2 separate regions of the Homo sapiens genome follow, and region 1 is linked to region 2. A link is an interaction called in ENCODE POLR2A ChIA-PET data of the cell type or tissue named here. Cell type or tissue: MCF 10A. All regions are shown on one strand.

What was found. ChIA-PET counts read pairs that join two places held together with the same protein. Peaks named below come from ENCODE experiments on the same cell type or tissue, not always from the same donor. Only the 100,000 strongest peaks of a DNase experiment are listed, where the experiment ranks them.
Region 1: POLR2A ChIA-PET joins it to region 2 with 7 read pairs; 7 of 35 experiments call an interaction of 5 or more read pairs at or near these places.

The regions. Positions count from the first base shown.
Region 1 is chr1:214,343,004-214,347,003 of GRCh38, reverse strand. No RefSeq gene overlaps it. Among named protein-coding and RNA genes, the nearest start is that of SMYD2, 64 kb to the right of the region's middle. RefSeq lists an enhancer at 3,971-4,000. In MCF 10A, no CTCF peak of the experiment used is centred here; no DNase peak of the experiment used is centred here.
Region 2 is chr1:214,475,462-214,479,461 of GRCh38, reverse strand. The region is part of intron 1 of PTPN14 (protein tyrosine phosphatase non-receptor type 14); the gene reads left to right. Among named protein-coding and RNA genes, the nearest start is that of PTPN14, 74 kb to the left of the region's middle. In MCF 10A, no CTCF peak of the experiment used is centred here; DNase peaks (open chromatin) are centred at 1,821, 2,301 and 3,091.

The sequences.
Region 1 (4,000 bases), 130 kb after region 2:
GCCTGGAGTGCAGTGGCACGATCTTGGCTTACTGAACCCTGTGCCTCCTGGGCGCGGGTGATCCCACCTCGGCCTCCCAAGTAGCTGGGACTACAGGCATGCACCACCACGCCCGGCTAATTTTTGTATTTATTATAGAGATGGGGTTTTGCCATGTTGCACAGGCTCATCCTGAACTCCTGGGCTCAAGTGATCAGCCCACCTTGGACTCCCAAAGTGCTGGGATTACACACATGAGCCACCATGCTTGGCCTGTATATCTTATTAAACAATTCTGCCCGGCGTGGTGGCTCACGCCTATAATCCCAGCACTTCGGGAGGCCGAGGCGGGTGGATCACGAGGTCAGGAGTTTGGGACCAGCCAGACCAACGTGGTGAAACCCTGTCTCTACTAAAAATGCAAAAATTAGCCAGGCGTGGTGGCGCATGCCTGTAATCCCAGCTACTTAGGAGGCTGAGACAGGAGAATCGCTTGAACCCGGGAGGCGGAGGTTGTAGTGAGCCGAGATTGCGCTATTGTACTCCAGCCTGGGTGACAGAGCGAGACTCAGTCTCAAAAAAAAAAAAAAAAAAATTCTAGCTAGATGAAAGATTTAAATAAAAATTAATATTACTTTTTACAATAAACCAGTAATAGTTTTATTCACTTAAAGATGAAAACAATCTGCTTTTGTACAGCAAGGGTCATGAAAAATAAAGTTAATGGACAACTAGAGTAAAAATATTTTTAATATATGACAAGGAGCTAATACCCCAATATATACAGAGCTCAGAAGTTATTATGAAAGACATTAACATATAGCAAAACAAGCAATGGCCATGTGGTATCACAGAAAATTCTGGAATTTCATATCAAGGGTGATAGGAGGCTCTTTTGTTTTAGTGAGACAATTTTTTTTTTTTTTTTGAGACACAGTCTCGCTCTGTCACCCAGGCTGGAGTGAAGTGGTGCGATCTCGGCTCACTGCAAGCTCCGCCTCCCAGGTTCACGCCATTCTCCTGCCTCAGCCTCCCGAGTAGCTGGGACTACAGGTGCCCGCCACCAAGCCTGGCTAATTTTTTGTATTTTTAGTAGAGACGGGGTTTCACCATGTTAGCCAGGATGGTCTCAATCTCCTGACCTTGTGATCTACCCGCCTCGGCCTCCCAAAGTGCTGGCATTACAGGCGTGAGCCACCGCGCCCGGCTGTAGTGAGACAATTCTTAGTGGTACCCTAGATAGCTTCAGGATGGGGGCAGGTCTTCAGAAAGACTAAGACTTGATTAGGAGCTTAGAACTTTCAGCCCCATCCCCAACCTCTGGAAAGAAAGAGATCCTAGAGATTGAGTCAATTTCAATGGTGAATTAATCAATTGTGCTTATGTAATGGAATTGCCATAAAACCCCCTGACCAATAGCATTCAGAGAGCTTCTGAGTTGGTGAATACATCCACATGCCAGGAGTGTGGCATACCACAACTCCATGGGAACAGAAGCTTCTCTCAGGATCCTTCCGGACTTTACCCTATGTTCACCCTCTTCATTGGCCTATTCATTTGTCTTTTTTATAATAAACCAGTAATAGAAAGTAAAGTGTGTTTTAGAGTTTTGTGAGCTATTCTAGCAAATTAATGAACATAAAATAAGGGAGGAGGTGTTGTGGGAAGCCCTTGACTTTGTAGCCAAGTCAGACAGAAGTATGGTTAACCTGGGAACCTGAATAACTTGTGACTGGCATCTGAAGTGAGGGCAGTCTTGTGGGACTGAGCCCTTAAACCAGTGTAGTCTGACACTAACTCTGGGTAATTAGTGTCAGAGTTGAATTGAATTGTAGGACACACAGTTGGTGATTGAAGAGTTAGAGAATGGTTGTGAGGCATAAAAACAAAAACACCACACATTTGGTTTCAGAACTGTTGTGAGTCAAAACAGCTCATATTGGTGTCAGAAGTGGGATTAGAAAGACCCTGATTATTTAGTGTCAGAAAATTTAGGATTCACTAGAATGGTCCTAGCTAATGGAAAAGTGGTTTGGGAAGAGAAAGGATGAAAGGGTGGGAGATACAGAACTTTTGATTCCTGGGTGGTCATGTAGTCACCCATGATATGGACCAGCATGACAGCTGTGCTGTTATCAGTGACTAAATTTAGTTACAAATGGAATTTGGAGGTGGATCTAACTGCTGAGGAATTGGTTCATTGGATGCGTAAGGAAATGTAAATGAATAGGAAAAGTGCAGAACATATAACTCCTTGGTTTTTGTTATATCTGTAATAGCTAAAGTGAAATTAAAAGAGTGCTGGATGGACTTTGATGCTAAACCAAACTCAGATTTTGGTCAGTCTGAACTTTGGCCACTAGCCTTGAAGCTGCCCTCAAAGGGTAGAATTATGTGGAGACAACAAAGGGTACCTCTAAGACCTCTGGTCACCAAGAAGTTGGTGTGTGTAGGGGGAAGGTACAACCAATAAACTATTGAAACCAGGGGGGATAGTGTGGAAGAGTTGTCGCATTTGTAGATCAATATCATCAGCTTCCTGAAAAACCCTTACTTAAGTGGATTCTGAGAGTAACTGATTTAGAGACAGTATCTTTGGTTTTGAATGCTGCAGAATGAAAGAACATGTCTGGGTTGACAGAGGACTCACTGCTCACTGTGGAACAATCACAGATGGCTATATCTGACACAGACACACAGCAGGTTATTCCTGAAGAAACAACCAGCCTGGTGGACTGGATAAAAGGCACTATGAGGTATGTTTACTCTGAGAAGTGAGGCTGTCCAACTCCCCCTATAAATGTTAAAAGCAACACTCTGATGAAGTACCTGATAAACTGTGTATGCAAGTCATGTGGGACTGGCTTTTTGGTAATTGGGACACTCACCCATTGAATATGCCCATTGCCAAGATCATGGTCAATGTTATGATTAAGAGGCATGGGCACCTTTTGCGTGGGTGTCGCATATAACTTTACTGCTGCAAAACTGAGCAACAGTCTTAGAAGCCCTATCAAATTTGCTCTCTCTGCTTCCTCTCATGGTTCTTACTGATGCTAATTAAAACACTAGACTAATTCACAGGAAAATATGAATTAGGCATAGGTATGAAAGGTAGAGGGATGAGTCCAGGGATTCATCCTAAGAGGGTAGAAATTTTTAAATGGTTAAGAAATGGAGTGAATAAAGAAAACATTGATAGTGGCAAAACAAAAAGCAAAAAGAAAGGGAAAGAGTCAACAGACTTGTCCCAGCAGGGTGAAAACCTTGAATGGTTATTAAAAAATGGGATGAGGCCAGGTGTGGTGGCTCACGCCTGTAATCTCAGCACTTTGGGAGGACAAGGTGGGTGGATCACCTGAGGTTAGGAGTTTGAGACCAGCCTGGCCGACATGGTGAAACCCCATATCTACTAAAAATAAAAAAATTAGCCGGGCATGGTGGTGCACACCTGTAATCCCACCTACTTGGGAGGCTGAGGCAGAAGAATCGCTTGAACCTGGGAGGAGGAGGTTGCAGCGAGCTGAGATCATGCCATTGCACTCCAGCCTGGGTGACAGAGTGAGACTTCATCTCAAAAAAACAAACAAAAAAAAAGGTATGACTAAGACAGACATTGATAGGGTTAAAACAAAGGTCTTAATACAGCACTATTAAAGTTTGGGTGGACCAAAGTGTCTCCTAATGGTATTAGTCCATTTTCACACTGCTGATAAAGACATACCCAGTCTCGGGTATGTCTTTATCAGACTGGGTATAAAGAAAAAGAAGTTTAACAGACTCACACTTCCATGTGGCTGGGGTGGCCTCACAATCATGGTGGAAGGCAAAAGGCACGTCTTACGTGGCAGCAGATAAGAGAGAATGAGAGCCAAAGGGAAAGAGGTTTCCCCTTATAAAACCATCAGATCTCGTGAGACTTATTCACTACCACGAGAACAGTATGGGGGAAACCACCCCCATGATTCAATTATGTCCCACCAGGTCCCTCCCGCAACACATGGGAATTATGGGAGCTACA
Region 2 (4,000 bases):
AGACTGAGGCAGGAGAATCGTTTGAACCTGGGAGGCAGAGGTTGCAGTGAGCCAAGATCACGCCATTGCACTCCAGCCTGGGCGACAGAGCGAGACTCCATCTCAAAAAAAAAAAAAAAAGACAGGGTTTTGCTCTGTTGCCCCAGTTGGAGGGCAGTGATGCAATAGCTCACTGCAGCCTTGAACTCCTAGGCTCAAGCAATCCTCCTGCCTCAGCCTCCTGAGTAGCTGAGACTACATGCATGCACCACCACATTCAGTTAATTTTTAAATTTTTTGTAGAGATGTGGGTCTTGCTTTGTTGACCAGGCTGGTCACAAACTCCTGGACTCTAGTGATCATTCCACCTCGATCTCCCAAAGTGCCAAGATTACAGGCATGAGCCACTGTGCCAGACCAAAAAATTCTGATTTTAAAAAGGAATGCTTGATCCTTTTTTTTTTTTAAGCAAAATGTACTATTTTGTACATTTTGTATTTAGTCAATGTATGATTGTATATGGTGCTGAAAGCCATGTGATAATGGGAGAGTGCTCTAAATAGTATTTATTAATAAATAATTGACTATTGTTACTTATTTTATTATGTAAATGTACATCTTATGGTATAACCTAATGGTGAAAGATTGAGCTTTGGAGCCAGCCTTTGCCACCTGCTAGCTCTGGAACTTTGGCCAGGTTATGTAGCCTCAGTTTCCTTATCTGTAAATTGGACGTGTGAAGATAAATGAGAAAATACACGTAAAAGTCTTTAGCACACTTCCTGGCACATAGTAATCATTTAAAGGCTATTATAGCTGAAACGATCAATGAATCATGAGTGTTCTACTGAAGGAACCCTTCTTCCAAATTTTCTTACATATAGTATTTAGGAGGGACATATGTTAGGTGATTAAGGTTTTTTTGTTTTTTGTTTTTTTTCCAAATACAATGGTGATAATCCAAAGATTGTGTAAGAGAAAGTAGATGTTTCTTCTCTGTTCCTCCTCTTATATCTCTGAGTATGGAAATACTCCCTGGTTTTCTCCAAGCTCATATAAACCTAAACATACACAAGGTAACTGGTTTATTTGCTTTGGTTTTGCCTTATATATTACTCTGCAACTTTTCCTACTTAGTAACACATCATGAGCATTGTTCAGAGCTAATATAGATTGAACTCATTTTTAATAACTGCAGAATAGCCTAAATAATGTAGATATGCCAAAATGTACTTGAACTATGTATTATGGATACTCAGGTTGTTACAAATTGCCACCCTCTACTACAAATGACGTTGAATGCAGCATCCTTATACAGAATTTTTAAGATTCATTGCTTTTATTTCCAATGAAAGTTTCCCTAGAGTGACACTGCTGAGTTCAGAGTCAGTGCTAATTATAGTGCAAAGGGATTTGGGGTGCAAATAATATATAAAACTTTGTTGGTTTCTGCCCTTTTATAATCTAATTGAAGAAGAAGTACGCATGTATTTTTCTGTGGATTTCTTTGCTTATGTACAACAATTTTAGTAAATGGTGTTTATTCCTAGGGAGGTTTGAAATCCTTAGCATTCTGAAACATAAATCAGAAGAGCAAAAGGAGTCTCTTGAATTAGGTTTACTCTGTACAGTATTTGCTGTATTTATTAGATACAAATTTGTTAGAAATTGTACATAGTTAAGTCTTGCAGTTTTTAAGAGCTAAGAGTCCCACTTGAAAACTGAAGCACCTGACTTTTGCCCTCTTGTTCCTTAGTGTGCTTACACCCTACAGGGTTGCAGACAGGGGAAGAGCCATCCCCACATGCAGTATCTCATCTCTAGAGGCCCAGGCTTGCTCAGCACGGATGCAAGCAGCTGAACAAATCTTGTTTTGAGGTCACCGATGGTAACAGGAATGATAGTATGCTAACAAATTATTTTTACAACAGTAAAGTTACTGTGTTAGCATTAGACAGGTTCTTTTTCTTTGTAATATCACTGAGAGCTACTTAGTACAACATAAGTTGTTCCAAGTGTCCACTTAAGTAGTGTGGGGTATGTGTGTGTTGTGTGTCTTTACAAGGCAGGGGACAGAGAGAAGAAAGAACAATTGTAATGGGTTTGTGGTGCATGTACGTGCATGTGTGGCCGCAGTATACCTTTAATGAGCAGCACGACCATGTCTGTTTAGAAGCTTTGTTTTTCCCTGTTAGTAATTAACATTTGGTTACATCAGTTGGGATTATACAACTCTTTAACAGCTGATACTAGTTCATACCTGTTTTCATTCTTTCTCCCCTCTGATTCAGCTTCTTGGCTCTGGAGAAGTGATTGCGTTATACACTAGAATCCACTTGGTTGTACTGATTCACTGGAGTGGTCACATATCTGAAACCCACTGGGCACCCTGTTGCGGTTTCCAGTCAGTGGGACCTGTAGTTGCATGTTTTGGTTTCATATTTTTTCTCTTAGTGATGAACAGCCTTAACTTTAAAAATTCTCTGCTCTGTAACAATTGGCTTGTTGGGAAAACATTTTTACAGCTGTGGTATTTAGCAGTCATTGTGTTTCCTTGGGTTTCCTGCAGTATTCCGTGAAGTAGCAAGGATAATAATGGCGGTGATAGCAAACACATAACCAATGCTTACCATGTGCCAGGAATTTATAGATTATTAACTCATAACCCTCCCAACAACTCTAGGTGGTGGGGACTGTTTTCATCCCCATGTTAGAAATGCAGGGAGCGAGCCAGCTTCGGACCCATGGTTATGCAGTGTGTAAGTGGCTTAGGCATGGAAATGACTGCTTCTGGGTGAGGCTTGCTGGTGGGGCTGGAGAAACTGGTGAATGAGGCGACATTCCCAGGGAAGCTCAGTGCTGGATGCTCAGACCCAGATGGAGAGAGCTGGCAGAGTGGCTTAGCTGCTGCTCACTGTTTGGATAGGAAGTGACACCCTGGACATGGGAGAGAAGTTGAGGGAACTCACTCAGGCATGGGAGGAAGGAAACGGGGGAAAGGAAGGTGTGGAAAGCTTTGCTGAGGGAGGTCACAAGCAACAACTGTCTCTCCAGGAGAGCCCTTCTTTCTTGGCTACTTCTGTCCCTGCAGGGCGCACCTCTCCGGAAAAGAGCGAAGCAAGCTCAAGGTATGTTTATCCTCAGTGAGTTTCTTTTGATTTGATGAGTGAGTCATCTGCCCTGGCTGGAAAACCTTTCCATTTGCTTTTGTGATTGTGTTTTTCAAATTGGTTTTTGAAGAGGTTCTATGCGACATGCTCAGGTTCTCTCATTCCACAACACAGTGGTACAGTAGAATAGGCCATCTAGGTAAGAGGCTCTGGCAGGGTGCTATGGCTGGGATGGGACCCTGATTCTGCCACCATGCCTTCTGGATAGAGCTTCCTTGGGCTGAAATTGGGTCCCAGCCTCAGGGCCCCCTCCACCATGTCTGAGTAATGTCCGCTGTGGGTGAGCAAAGATAAACTGCTGATGGTATGTCATAGTTGTTTTTTGTAGAATGTGGGTGCTTGCTATTGTCATTGTTACTTTTATATCATAAGGTCATAGCTGATAACCCTCTTTCTGCGTCATATCAGCATGGTTCATTGGGTAAGAACATGGGTTCAGATGGAGCTCTGGGTTTGAACTTGATTGTCTTTAGTCACTGAGTGATCGTGGGGGGAAGTTATTTCCTCTCTTTAGCCTCAGTCCTTAGTGTGTAAAATGGGGTGATATAGTAAGAGAAGCCCTGTTGTCGTAGGGGTGTTGAGATTGTGCTCAGCAGAGTGCCCCCATCAATGTGTCTGCTTCACAAATGGCGGTGCTGATTATGGGGAATTTCCCATTCTGATTTTTAGGTGTAATAAGCTCTGACATTCCAGGACATACATCATTGTGGATATAGATACTGACAGCAAAAAGAAGTGGAATTGAAGAGTTGCAGAATGCACATCTCCCAAAGAAGGGTGGGGTGTCTTACAACAAAGCATTCCTGGCGTGACTAGACAAAGCTCATTTGAGAGTAAACCAGAGTCAGGTA